Regions from separate parts of the Mus musculus genome. Here region 1 is linked to region 2. A link is a contact called in ENCODE Hi-C or POLR2A ChIA-PET data. All regions are on one chromosome and are shown on one strand. Each heading gives the region's core, a stretch centred on a gene start or an enhancer-like site at or near the end of the contact. The rest is flanking DNA. Distances are from core to core; before and after follow the strand shown.

Region 1 (7,477 bases), core at 252-2,751, 110 kb after region 2:
AACCTCTCACCCTGCTAGCTCTCCAGACTGGAAACCATGTCTCCTCCTAGCAGAGAGTTTGGGCGTCTTTTTTTTTTTCTTCTTTAAATTTATTTTTCTTTATGTGTATGTGTGTGCACCTCTGTGTATACCATGTTTATGCAGGTGCTCACAGAGACCAGACGAAGATTTTGGATCCCTTGAACTGGAGTTTCAAGTGGTTGTGAGCCAGCTAATGGATGCTGGGGACTGAACTCTGGTCCTCTACAAGAGCAGCAAACTCACTTAACTGCCTAGCCATCTCTACAGGACACACCCCGCCCCCTTTACTCCCCACTCCCCCGCCCCTTTCTCCTTATCCCCTCCAGCACTTTCAAAAAAAAAATCCTCGTGAAAAAGAGATGACTAACAGAGGTAAGGGACCAACCCAGGTCACACAACAGGGCGTGGCAACAGTGTTTTTCCCTCGGGTTTCCCTCCTCCCGCCATGTCCAACCTGGCCTCTTGCTCTGGTTGCTGCGCCAGGGTTAGAGAATGGGCACAGGTGTAGCTGCCCTGCAGTTCTGGGGGCTCTGGGAATGAGGCAGGCTTTGTTGTCGTCCGAGCAGCTGTGACCGTTGGGGCTGAGTATCCATTAAGCCGTTTCCGAGCCCTGGGCGGGAGCAGGAGGCTCGGCATTTAAAGGTCACCCGGCTTTTGAAGCTACAGCGACATTAATAGCTTGTGAAGAAAACAAGCCTGTGCAGGGGCCGGAGGACAAGGCGGCTCTGTCAGCGCTGCCCCTCCTCCCCAGGGTGCTTGGCCACACACATGCCGGCTCGGGCGCGGGCGCGCGCGCGCGCGCGCGCGCGCACACACACACACACACACACACACACACACACACACACACACACACACACACACACACACACACACACACACACACACACACACACACACAGACCGTAGCTTCTACCTCTTGCTCATCCACCTCTCCCTCCTCCCTTTTCGAGCCTCTTCAGTTCTGATGCCTTAGAACTCGGCAGACTGCCCTGCACCCACCCCCACGGTGTCCGAGGTGACAATTGTATGAGGAGGCGGCTGCCGAGCCCAGCAGCTTCTCTGTTCACACCGCGTCACCCACTTAAGGTTTCCCTGGGACTTAGCCACATGACCTCATTCTGACCCCTCTGGCCCTGGTATCATGGAGTCTTGCTGAAGCAGTCAGCCTGGGCCCCCCTTCTCTTCCCAGATGGGTAGGGTACAGATGTCACCCTTCAGGTCTGATAGCTTGTCTCGAGGCTCTGCCGCAGCACTGGCTGCCCAGGATTCCCAGTCCGGGTAGGCACTGGAGGATAAAATGCCTTGGGTGGATTAATTCCATCTCCTGAGGAGAGAGCACAGAAAGTGGTGTCTTGACTGCAACCCCAACCCCCACCCCCACCCCTTTCTGAGATGCCTGTGCTATCCAGTGGCTCTTCTGTCCTCCCGTCAGTCCCAAGGGTGGGGGATGGGGCACAACAAGGTTCTGGGAGGGCAGCTGCGGTTAGCCCTTTCCCAGGAGCCGCTGTGGCCTGGGCCCTGGGACACCACCTAGTGGCCTGGTCTGTTGGTGTCACTGGGCTATGCATGGTTCTTAGGCAAGAAATGAGTCCCTTAAGACTATTGCAGGTGGACCAGATGTTCCAAACGCTCCTCATCCACTGACAGAGAGGAAGTCTGGGGTAGGTGGAGATGAGAGAGGGAGAGGGAGAGGGAGAGGGAGAGGGAGAGGGAGAGGGAGAGGGAGAGGGAGAGGGAGAGGGAGGGAGAGAGGGAGAGAGGGAGAGGGAGAGGGAGAGGGAGAGGGAGAGGGAGGGAGAGAGGGAGAGAGGGAGAGGGAGAGGGAGAGGGAGAGGGAGAGGGAGAGGGAGAGGGAGAGGGAGAGGGAGGGAGAGAGGGAGAGAGGGAGAGGGAGAGGGAGAGGGAGAGGGAGAGGGAGAGGGAGAGGGAGAGGGAGAGGGAGAGGGAGAGGGAGAGGGAGAGAGAGGGAGAGAGGGGGAGAGGGAGAGGGAGAGGGAGAGAGTAAGTGCTGGCCCACAGCTTCATACCTCCTTCTGGGGTCTCAAGTTCTAGGTTGACCCTGTTCTAGCTTGGGGAAAAATACAGTCAAATTGGCAGTGGGAGAGGCACTGTCTCCTGACCCCTGGGGCTGATTGTGTAGCCGTCAGAATTGTGTGCAGGGAGAGAAGGCCCTGATGACAGTCAGAGAGAGCTTGTGGGATCCAAACGGCTGCTGGGCTTTGGACACCCATAGTTGGTTACTGTGTTACCCCACCGGTTGCTTCTCTGCTCGTCCACTTAGTTAGCACAGGCTGACTGTACTGGGTGCTTTGTGGACACTGGGAGCTCCACACTGGATGTGGCAAATCTGCCCTAAAAAATGCTGATCTAGTGTAGAAGATGGTCACTGGCAAGTGCACTGTATATGATGTTTGTGACAGAGGATGACAAAGCAGGGCAAAGGTCAAGGAATGCCGGAAGACAGACTGAGCTGATAGAGCAGTCTCCCTGACAATGTGGCAGGGACCAGAAGGAGGAGAGACAAGGTGCTGAGAGAGCTTAAGGTCCCAAAGGAGAGTGTAGGTTTGTTGGTCAAGTGATCTGCACAGAGTGCTCAGGGTGGCTGGATGAACGGCAGCCACGTCAGTACGTGTCTACGTGTGTCTGCATGTCTCTGTGGGTGTACCTGTGGGCATACACCTGTACTTCTTTTGCTTGTGTCCCACTCGGGCTTTGAATTTGCTATGTAACTGCGGATGGCCTTGAAGCAAGTGTTCCTCCTGCCTCCGTTTCCTGATTGTTGGGATCACACGTGTGCATCACCACACCTGGCTTATGCAGTGTGCTGGACTCAACCCAGAGCCTCCTGCGTGACACACAGGCACCCTACTGACTGAGCTGCGTCCTTAGGCTCCATACAGACACATTTGAAGGCAGGAACACAAAGGATCTTATAGACCATGGTGAAGTTCTGGGATGTGGTCTAAGGACTAACAGCCAGGGACTTTGGAGGTAAGGAAAGACATGTGGCCACAACATGCAGTCCACAAGGAAACAGGGAGGTGGCAGAGGACAAGAAGCCACCAGATCCTGAGGGACAGTCTAAAAGGCAAGGAAGATGGGGATTGTTGTGGGTTGAATGGAGGGTGTAAGGGATATGTTCTTTTTGTTTTGTTTTGTTTTGTTTTTTTGAGACAGGGTTTCTCTGTGTAGCCCTGGCTGTCCTGGAACTCACTCTGTAGACCAGGCTGGCCTCGAACTCAGAAATCCTCCTGCCTCTGCCTCCCAAGTGCTGGGATTAAAGGCGTGCACCACCATGCCTGGCTAAGGGATACGTTCTTTTTTTTTTTTTTTTTAAAAGATTTATTTATTTATTATATGTAAGTACACTGTAGCTGTCCTCAGACACTCCAGAAGAGGGAGTCAGATCTCGTTACGGATGGTTGTGAGCCACCATGTGGTTGCTGGGATTTGAACTCAGGACCTTTGGAAGAGCAGTCGGGTGCTCTTACCCACTGAGCCATCTCTCCAGCCCAGGGATACGTTCTTAAAGATGGTCTCCAGGCTTTGACCTCAGCGGGCAGAGGTGGTGCATAGACAGGAGACACAGGCAGGGTTGGATCAACCTATTCTGTCAGAGCTACTGGTGGGCATCTGGGCAGAGAGCATAGTAGGTTGCATAGTTGTGGTGTAGAGGGAGTGTCTGGAGGAAAGGCAAGACCAGGAGCTAGCATGCAGCTGGCAGAAGATATTAAAACCACAGGATTTCCTCAGCGGGTATAGCATGAGGTACCAAGGCCTCAGAACAGCCCACCACAGCCTGTCCCAGCAGGGACTTCCTCCATCCTAGGAACCCAGATAAGTTCCATCGCAGCATTTCTCTCTCACACACACTGCTTCTGCCAGAGAGGAAGACGAGGTGCTGAGCCCTGAAATCACTTTCCCAATCCATGTGAGCCCTCCTAGGCTCACATGCGGGCCCAGCCCTCTGATCCTCAGGCTATCTTATCCCTGGTGCAGACCTGGCCATCAGCTTCACGAACAGGCCTTCCTAAGGCAGGAGGCTGGCTGTTTTGACCTTGGACAAGGCTGGCTGAGCCACACTGGGGCAGCCTGCCCACCTCCCTGGGCCAGGCTCCAAGTGACTCAGGCCTTGCCGCTTCTCACTTTCCAGTTGGAAGTTGGAAGCTGGAAGCGGGCGGCTCTGGGCCTGGCTCTCATGGCCCCCGGGGGAGGACAGGTATGAAGTTTCTGCTTCCAGGTCCCGAGGTCACCCACACCCACTCGCTCAGGGAGAGGTCTAACGGGCCCAGCAGGTTTGATTCACTTCCTCCAGCCCAGCTCATCAGGGATTACCTTCCTGTTTCTTGCCCACAGGAGCCGTGGGTTCAAAGAGACGACCTGCTCTCTCCAAGGTCATGTAGCCAGGTCTGGGGCAGTGCCAGCAGACCTTCCCCCCCCCCCCCCCCCCGTTCTGTCTGGGTCATGTTTCCTTTGATGGAATGTCCTAAACCCAGGCACACGTGGCTGCATTTCTCGGGCTCCTTGGCTCTCAGCCCTGCAAGCCTTACTTGGCATGTTAGCTCTCTCGGGAGGTAGGGATACCAATTCCGGTTTTTCTACGTACCCACTAACTGTGCAGTTTTGGACAAGTCACTCGACTTCACTGAACGATTCCTACCACTCATTACAAAGTGGAGACGGGCTGGAGAATTATAATAAAGATGAGGGGCGCTTCGGTGGTGACAGGGGAAAGTGTCCCGTGTAAGTTCATAAGCCCAGGTCATCTGCGCGCCTCCTTTCTTTCATGCTTTTTAAACCGTTTTTGTTTTGTTTTGTTTTGTTTTTGTAGCAGGGTTTGTTACAAAAGGCAGTGTGACTTGGTGATTTTTTTTTTCTAACGTTCCTCAGCCCTGGCCTCAGGCTGGCTTTAAGTTTAGCAAGGAATAGAAAGGACAATGCGAGCCCCTACCTGGTGCTAGTTACAGCAGTCTGGGTGTCTCTGAGGCGTGCCTGTTCACCAGATCCCGTTTCCCCGGCTTCCTGTTTCTGAACTACTTTCTCCAAACCCACAGAGCTGCCTTGGTGGAAAGAGCTAGGCTTTTCCATTGCCCATGCCATGTCCTTGAGCTCCTTTCTGCCTCTCCAACTGTGCTCATGTGGGGACACAGTTGCAGGGGCAGGTTTGGGTAGTCACAGGAACCAGGGTGTGTCCTGCTGCAGAGGCCTCAGGGCCTGGCTTGTGCCGGGAGATCCACGTATCCATCCACGTATCCATCCACGTATCCATCAGTGATCTGGAGGAAAGCCCTGGGTTGATAGCCAGAGGCTGGGAAAGAGCCCCTGTGGCCTCCCTCTTTCCCTTCCACGGGGCAGTGCAGCTGCACACTCCTACCCAAGCCTGCAGGCAGTCTGCCACAGGCTGAGGGCCGGTTTGTTTCTTCTACATGGAAACAGTGTAAGCCCCTAAGAGCAGGACCCTGGGGTAAACAGTCAGTTCCAGGATGCCTTGCCAGGGTGTCTCAACACTCAGAGACCCAGAACCCCAGGGACCTGTGAGAGGGGGTTCATGGAATAAATGTGAGCCCACTATTTTTCTTCTTTCTCTTCATGGAGTTGCCCTTGGCAGAGCGACAAGCCTGGTCGCTAATCTTTCTGTCTGAATTACACTCGGGGCAGGGAGATGGTAGTGTATTCTCAAGGGCCTTAATCAGAGCCTCTGAACCCATGTGTAATATCATCAGGGCTTGGCTTCTGGGGCCTGGTGGCCCAGAGGTTAGAGACTTGAATGTAGGCCTTCTCTCTTGACAGAAGCACTGAATTGCCTCAGACCTCCTACGGTAGGGGTGGGCAGGAGGGGAGAGGAGGCCATATGTATTTGGCAACTTTCTTGGACTCATTCTCACAACCCAATCCCTAGACTGATCATCCGCGGCCACCCTTGTGACATGACTCTGGCCTCCCTTGGCCGTGACTTGCTCCTCTGGGCAGGCAGGAAATAGAGGGAGTGGGATGGTAATTCCTGATTCACTTAGTTGACAAGCATGTCACGCGATGAGGTGGGTCTCTGTTGTGATGTGGGACGATGCCTACAATGTGCCATTAAGTAGATAAATGTAGTGGTACAGTAGTAGAAGTTATGGTTTAATTACATAGCAAAACAAACTTATGCGCATGGTAGCATGTGTAAGGATGTCATACCTACACATGGTGTGGGCACATGATCTCATTTAGGAGTTCTCTCAGGGCAGGAAGGGACTTCAGTGCCCACTAGCTATTCAGAACCTGTATGCTTGTAATTTCCCACTTTCAAATCCAACCCATCAGGTGGGCACAGTGGTATATGGCTATAATTCCAGCACTTGGATAGTGAAGGCAGGAAGACCATGAGTTCAAGATCATCCTTAGCTACATAGTGAGTTCAAGGATAGCCTGGACTACATGACACCCTGTCTAAAAAAACAAAAACAAAAACAAAAACAAAAAACAGACAAAATGCCTTCAAGATGGTCAGGAGGTAAAGGCACTTCACTTACCAATAAGACTGGTGACTTATTGATCTCCAGGGCCCACCCACATGGTAGAAGGAGAGAACTAACCCCCAGGAGTTGGTCCTCTGACCACATGTGTGTCACGCCCTCCCTCCCACAAACACACAAAATAAATGTAATTTTTAAAAAGTTTTTTTGTTTTGTTTGGTTTGGTTTTTTTCGAGACAGAGTTTCTCTGTGTAGCCCTGGCTGTCCTGGAACTCACTCTGTAGACCAGGCTGGCCTCAAACTCAGAAATCTGCCTGCCTCTGCCTCCCAAGTGCTGGGATTAAAGGCGTGTGTCACCACTGCCCAACTTAAAAAAGTGTTTTAAAGTTCCAATCAATTCACCTCTCTGGAAATAGGCAGGCACCCAGAATAGGATGACTTAAAAATATTATGTCTTCCAGGTGGCAGTGGTGGCACATGCCTTTAGTTCCAGCACTTGGAAGGTAGAGCTAGGTGGTGGATCTCTGTAAGTTCAAGGCCAGCCTGGTCTACAGAGAGATTACCAGGATAGCAAGGGTTACATAGAGAAAAAAGCAACAAACATAAGAATGTTCATGTCCTTTTGAGGAAAGGGGGGAAGTAAGGTGTTAAGACCTCAGTGTTGTAGGTACATGAAGCCACTTCCTGAGTATGACCTCTCACCTGGAGGTTTGTATGGATGCATTGATGGGTCTTCCCATCCTGGGTGGAGTGCCTCCCCACTACCACATCGTCCCTGCTTCCCTCTGACCCAATCTTTTCTGTCATGGCAGTCAGTGCATGGCTACTCTGAGTGTGACAAGGATTTGCTCCCGGGACAGTTTCTCCATCCGTGGTTAAAGCCATGGCTCCCATCCTAGAAAACAGAGACTAGGCCTACATTTGGTTCATCAAGCTTAAGAATACCTTTAGAGGAGCTGCATGTGACAGTACCGTGGTAAGGAGGCAGAGGCAGA
Region 2 (7,247 bases), core at 872-3,371:
GAAATCCACCTGCCTCTGCCCAGCGAGTGCTGGCGTGGGCCACCACTGCCTGGTCAGTTGAATATTTAGAACTTTGTCTTTTTTTTTAGTAGTAAAAATAACAAAGTTATCACCAAAGAGGTCAATATTAGCATAAATGTTAAAAAAATATAAAATTTTACTTTATTTTATTATATTTTTTTTGTTTGTTTTTTAGTTTTGTTTTTCGAGACAGGGTTTCTCTGTGTAGCCCTGGCTGTCCTGGAACTTACTCTGTAGACCAGGCTGGCCTTGAACTCAGAAATCCCCCTGCCTCTGCCTCCTGAGTGCTGGGATTAAAGGTGTATGCCACCTCGGCTGGCTTTGTTTTTGAAGCAGGGTAGACTCCCAGTGAGCTCACTATTTTCCTTGGTATCTTAATCTCCTGAGGGCTGAGATTACTGATGTGGGCTCCCATGCTTTTATGACTAACAACAACAAAAAACTGTTTTTTTTCCCCTGAACTATTTAGATTTTAAAATCGCTTAAAAATTGGATATATTATGCTCTCCTCTTCTTTACTGTGACTTCTGGTGAGAGTAGTCAAATTTGCAGTAGATCTCCCAAAATTCAACAAGTTCTTCAGGCATTTTGCCTAGAAACCTTATACATCACTTCTGCCTCTCCCCCACTCTCACTGTCCTTGATTTCTCCAGCCAGTCTTAATATTTAATGGTTTCATTTTAAGCAGCCCCACATCCTTGGACTGTTGTAAATAAATGATAACATCCAGGGGCAGCAATGACTCAGTGACTCATCTGGTTAAGGTGCTCCTCCCAAGCCTGACGTTTCATCTCGGGGGCTCACATGGCATGAGTGGTGAACTGCACCTTATTTTCTGACTTTCACACATGGGCCATGGCATGACCCACCACCCCAAGACACAATATGCATAACATAAAAATTAAAAACTAAAAATTACAGTATAAAGAATCACCCTTAGAACCTGTGGGGATCCGACTTAGCATATTTATTAGTGATAGGGTCGACACAGCTCTGGCTGGCCTTGAACCCTGAAATTCCGCTTCCCAAAAACTTCAAGAGGCATTTACCACTACGCCTGGCTGTCTCTATCCAATCATGAAAGGCTCTGGTTTTAGCTGGGAGGTAGTGACTTTGATCCCAGCACTCAGAAGGCAGGAACTCCAGGACAGCCAGGGGTACACAGAGAAATCGTGTCTCAAACAAAACAACCCCAAAACAAAAACAACACCAAGAAAACGTTTTGTTTTTCAATATTTTTAATAGAAAGGGTTTCCCTGAATGTCCCGGGCTAACCTTTCCCCCCGCCTCCCCTTTGGTTTTTCGAGACAGGGCTTCTCTGTATAGCCCTGGCTGTCCTGGAACTCACTCAGTAGACCAGGCTGGCCTCGAACTCTGAAATCCGCCTGCCTCTGCCTCCCGAGCGCTGGGATTAAAGGCATGCGCCACCACTGCCTGGCTCCGGGATAACCTTTACTAGAACTGTGTATAACAGGGTAGGCTGGACCCTCCTTGCCTCAGCTTCCGGAGTGATAGGATTTCAGGCACACAAGCTTAAGTCCAGATTGGTTTGCTTTTATTATAATTCGAGTTCATTAACAACACTACAAGGCCGTATGATTTCACACGTAAGGCTCTTCTATTCCCGTTATTACAAAACAAAGAAGCAAAATTGTGGTATCCAATGCAAGAATCCTTTTGCAGATAATCTTGGCAAAATAAACAAATAAATAAATAATCTCCCTAGACCAGCACAGAACCGGGATCTCGGCTCTGCAGTTAAACTGTTTTATCACTCTTCCTTTTTCATCCTTAGAAAGGAGGAAGAGGAAAACTCAAGGCACAGTTTTCATTTAGATAGATATGGAGGATCCGTCTAGACACTTTAACTAAGATGCAGCCCACCGCAGGTTCCCAGAGGCAGAAGCCACACTGCTCCGCTTCGGCTTTTAAATGAAATCACCTGCAACTCCCGCCGGCGGCACCGAAGTGCAGAAGATGCCCAGGTTTCCGGAGCAACAGCTCAGCGTCATCTATCTCCGCCCCGCGGCGCCTTTCCCGCCAAAGGCCGTTACCACCGCGGAGCATGGTGGGACACGCTTGCAAGATAGGTTTCACCCAATCTTTTTAGAGCGCCGAGCTGCTTTCAGAGAGGGTCTACCCCCGAGGTGGCCGACGATTCTGGACTCAGTGGGGATTAATAATAACCGCTTTAACCAGAGCATGTGATTTTTACTAAACGCCTGGACGTTCCAGCAGCCAGTCAACCCGCCAGGACGCGAGGGACTTTTTCCCCTCCGTGCGGAGGGTGACGTCGCGCGTGCGCGAGCGTGCTTCTCAGCACCCGTTAGAGGCGTGCGCCTGCGCACTGGGAGGGACGAGCCGCTTCCTCCGGCTTCTCTTCCTCCCCCTCCCCCCCGGTATCAGTGCGCCGAGCTGATAAAGGCGCCATTTTGGAGCGGCCGCGGGAGACGTGGTGCCGCTGAGGGCTCGCTCTGCCGTACGCTAGGCTTGGTAGGAAGGCCTCTTTTTTTTTTTTTCCTTCCCCCCCCCCGAGTCCGCGCTTTTCGTCGTCGCCGCCGCCGCCATGTCGGGAGGTGGTGTGATCCGTGGCCCGGCGGGGAACAACGACTGCCGCATCTACGTGGGTAACCTACCTCCGGATATCCGAACCAAGGACATCGAGGACGTGTTTTACAAATACGGCGCCATCCGCGACATCGACCTGAAGAACCGCCGCGGGGGACCGCCCTTCGCCTTCGTTGAGTTCGAGGACCCGCGGTGAGGCAGCGTGGGGCGTGCGCGGCCTTGAGGAGATAGCGTGGAGGAGTTGGGGAAGGCTCGGAGGCCTTGGAACATAATGGGGGGAGAGGAGGGGCTCCGAGGCGCTATCGCCCCTGCAGGAGTCGAGTCAGGAGAGCCGAGAGGCGGCGCGTTGTCTCCGGTGGCCGGCCGCCTCGGACGTCCCCCCTACCCCCCGAGCCCATGCGCAGCCCCCGGAGCGGGAAACCGAGGCGCTGAGGGCCGGCGAGGTGGTCGGGAGCCTCTGCCCGGCGTGGTGCTGGGTGGGGGAAGGGCCGGCCCTATTATGCGGCGCATGTGGGGCTCCGTGTGGCCCCGTGGGTGCGCATGTGCGCTGTGGCCGCGGCTTTTCACCCCCGGAGCGGGCGAACGAGCTGGGTCCGGCGGCTCCCTCCCCTCATCACCCCCCCCTTTCGCTTTCTGTGATCACACGCAGAGACGCGGAAGATGCGGTGTACGGTCGCGACGGCTACGACTACGACGGCTACCGGCTGCGGGTAGAGTTTCCCCGAAGCGGCCGCGGGACCGGCCGAGGCGGCGGCGGGGGTGGAGGCGGCGGCGCCCCGAGAGGCCGCTATGGCCCGCCGTCCAGGCGGTCCGAGAACAGAGTGGTTGTCTCTGGTGAGTTGACTTCGTGCGGGTTAAAATCTTTTTCCCGCATGACTGCTTTGAGTACTGCAAGGTTTTTGTTATTGTTGTTTTTGTTTTGTTTTACACACGGGGTCTTGGACTACTTCGGTCTTTGGGATGAATTTAGTAAATAAAGATTACTGTGGTGGTGATTTACCCAAATTAGGTTGCAGTACTAGCCTATGAAGATCCTTTACAAATAAATTTGGACTCTGGATCTGACTCTTACCAGCTCTTTACCTGGAAACACTTAAGTACAATCATTAAGTATTTTAAAATAATCCTTGTTCGAATGTACTTTACACGTTTGCCGTGGGACAGGATGAGTAGTATTAAATTAGGGGGAATCGCTTTTTCAGGACTGCCTCCGAGTGGAAGCTGGCAGGACTTAAAGGATCACATGCGTGAGGCAGGTGATGTATGTTACGCTGATGTTTACCGAGATGGCACTGGTGTCGTGGAGTTTGTACGGAAAGAAGATATGACGTATGCAGTTCGAAAACTGGATAACACTAAGTTTAGATCTCACGAGGTAGGTTATACACTTATTCTTTTTTTTGGCCAGAATTGGATACAGTTTTCTTAACAGTGGAATTTGAAGGTAAGGATACAGGCAAGGGTGTTCACGTAAATTACCAGAGCCCTGATCTGTCTTTGTATTCGTTCAGCTTGTCTGAAGACAGGTGAAAGCTTAGATCTTTCAATGGAAAGTTCTGTCTATCCAATAGGGAGAAACTGCCTACATCCGGGTTAAAGTTGATGGGCCCAGAAGTCCAAGTTATGGAAGATCTCGATCTCGAAGCCGTAGTCGTAGCAGAAGCCGTAGCAGAAGCAACAGCAGGAGTCGCAGTTACTCCCCAAGGAGAAGCAGAGGATCACCACGCTATTCTCCCCGTCATAGCAGATCTCGCTCTCGTACATAAGATGATTGGTGACACTTTTTGTAGAACCCATGTTGTATACAGTTTTCCTTTACTCAGTACAATCTTTTCATTTTTTTAATTCAAGCTGTTTTGTTCAGAATGGGCTAAAGTGTTGAATTGCATTCTTGTGTAATATCCCCTTGCTCCTAACATCTACATTCCCCTCATGTCTTTGGTAACTTGTATTTTAAGTGATGTCATAGACAGGATTGTTTAAATTTAGTTAATTTCCATGCTCTTCAGACTGTGATATTATGTAAATGTCTATTCTGCTCTGGTTTGTGTGAAATGGGATGTTGGGGGTGTTTGTGGTTATCTTACTTGGGGGAAGTTCTTATGTTTATCTTGCTTTTCATGTGTCTTTCTGTAGACATATCTGAAGAGATGGATTAAGAATGCTTTGGATTAAGGATTGTGGAGCACATTTCAATCATTTTAGGATTGTCAAAAGGAGGATTGAGGAGGATCAGATCAATAATGGAGGCAATGGTATGACTCCAAGTGCTATTGTCACAGATGAAATTGGCAGTATTGACCTTATACTAGAAGGCGAGGGTTAAAAATTTATCTACCTTAAAAGATTTGCAAACACTTAATGCAGTTATCTTCAGCTACAATTGCTTTGCTTTTTAAAACCTTGGCAATTGTGGTAGAATTGCCCATTTTGTAACAATTATTTGCTCCCTTCCCCCCTTTTTGTTTTAATAGGGACTAATGTGGGAAGAATGGCTAATTTGTCACAGTGCTTAGTTACAACTGTTAATGTGTGGCCTGCTGTTGGTGTACATGTGGGTACAGGGTGTCAATTTCCAAACAGAGTATAATATCAATACTGCTAAATCTGCATGTCCTCTGTGTGACTGATAGAGCATTGTTATTTCATTTTTTAAAGACAAAATGACAGCAAAATAATAGAATTCCAACGTATTAGTGTAGATAATCTAGTTGGGAGTACTTTAAGTCTCACCTTCCCTTTTAATATTCATAATTGACTCATGTTTAAAACACTTTAATTTACAAGCTAAATTGCAGATGGGAGCAATAGTTTAGGTTTAGGTGGGTAGTAATACCAGTAAACTTCAATTATATAACTTTGCAACCACAAAACCTGTGATACCTGTACAGTAACAAGTGTTGGCATTATCAGTTGAACTGTAAATATAAAGTGCTTCTTCCAGTTAGTCTCTATAGTTATTAAGTTTCTAAAATTTATCTGAACACCATACAGAAACTTGTTTTGGGGAATTTGATAGTTATTGATGTGCATCTGTAAACTGATGACAGACATAACTCATCATTCCCCAGAAACTTTTTTTGGTTACAGTGTCTAACATTTTGCCTCCTCTTTTTTGGTTTTGCTGGTTATAAAGGTTTGGATTGGAGAGGGCTCACTGGATCCCAATCCTTGGAGCTGGATCATTGGATTCAAATCATAATGTGGATAGGATAGGGAGGATGAATTACCAGGATTCATGGAGCGGGATCAGATTACCAGGAACATAGGAGTGGATTCCTTCCTGCCCCAACCAAACCGCATTCGTGTGGATTTTTTTTTCATTCAACTTAATTGGCTATTCCAAAGAATTTTTTTCCTATTTTTGACGATTGGAGCCCTTAAGATGCACGATGGAATTGTGTTTTGCATTTTTTGGTAAAAGGAGCAAAGCGAGGACCTGGAGATATACGCTGGAGCAATCTCCTTGGAAGGATTCAGCACGAGTAGATGGTAAACATTTAAAGGGGAAAAGGGGGGGTTTGTTTAAAATAGTAAATCAGTAAGTCACTTCTAAATTTAAAGAAAACAAAATTGGAGTTGAAGAATAAGTAGGTTTCCAATTGGCTATTGCCGTTTTTCTTTGAAAAAAATAAACATTTTTTAAAAAACGATGCATGGTTGTCCTTTTTCCTCTTGTAAAATTTTGATTGGGTAACTAGTGTATCAGTTATTTAATTTGATAAGATTCTGATTCTGTTTATGTGTTAGTAAATTAAAGATTCTAATAAATGATGACTGTCTCTGTTGTGGAAGTCTTAAGAGCATAATAAACTGAGTGTAAGGCAGTTACATACGTAACAGTTGTGTAGAGGGTAATGATCTGGAAAGTAATCTTTCATATTTTGCTAAAGAACTTACAGTTGCTGTTTATTTTGGTAATGCTTTAGACAAAATAGGCTTTTGTACAAAGTTTGATAGCTAATCAATTTTAGCTTTGAGATTCTCAGTGGAACTCAAATTCAGTATTAACATTAGGAGACAAAATAGACTACACAGTTTTTTTTTTTTTAAATTTTGGATAGTGTGCTGTCAAATGCTTATTGGGTTAATAAATACATTATAAATCTTTTCAGCCATAGAGTGTTCTGTCGCCAAACTGTTCTGTATTGAGTCAGCAATTATATATATATCTTAGTCTAGTCTACTGTTGTATCTCTACTGATAACCCCTTGAAGCTTAATCTTCATCTTAATTGGTTTGGAGAATGGAACTTTTATTTAAAATCCCAAGCTTGTGATTTCCTCCTGGCTAGAATGAATAGACCACTATTCACCACAGTAGAAATAGCTAGATCTTTAACTTTCCTTGAGTTGCAGGCTAAATATGATATTGTTCAGATGTAATGTAGAATATAGGGGAGACCAGAAATTTTTGCTAGTGAAAGAAACAGGTTTCAAGAAATTTGCATGAGATCTCAGCCTGCTCATTTTAATGACCGCATACACTGTCCTGAAAGAGAAACTAATTCTTTTAAGTTCAAAACTAGGATTTCACTTCAGGAGATGTGTTTAGTAGATGCATTAAGGTTAGGTAGCTGTGTTACAGAACTCAAAGTACAACTAAAAGGATGAGGAATTAGCATAGTTAAACATGGTATAATTGGAAATTTATGGTGT

What was found. A loop is a pair of places that touch in the nucleus more often than their neighbours do. ChIA-PET counts read pairs that join two places held with the same protein, here RNA polymerase II (POLR2A).
Region 1: POLR2A ChIA-PET joins it to region 2 with 23 read pairs in Patski. The contact joins the enhancer-like site here to the promoter of Srsf1 in region 2. A Hi-C loop is called at or near these places in 3 of 37 maps with a recorded cell type or tissue (all heart). POLR2A ChIA-PET finds 5 or more read pairs at or near these places in 4 of 5 experiments (Patski and embryonic stem cell).

What each region holds. Positions count from the first base shown.
Region 1 is chr11:88,160,737-88,168,213 of GRCm38, forward strand. All of the region lies in intron 1 of Cuedc1 (CUE domain containing 1), which reads left to right. Among named protein-coding and RNA genes, the nearest start is that of Mrps23, 40 kb to the right of the region's middle. Within about 2 kb of position 1,502, at least 3 of the 3 ENCODE cell types and tissues checked have a DNase peak (open chromatin) inside an H3K27ac peak, as active enhancers do; they include heart, where a contact is called at or near this core.
Region 2 is chr11:88,045,252-88,052,498 of GRCm38, forward strand. It overlaps Srsf1 (serine and arginine-rich splicing factor 1), which reads left to right and starts at 2,122. Exons shown (of 4, transcript NM_173374.4): 1 at 2,122-2,781; 2 at 3,239-3,423; 3 at 3,792-3,964; 4 at 4,161-7,247. The coding sequence starts at 2,588. The coding sequence ends at 4,355.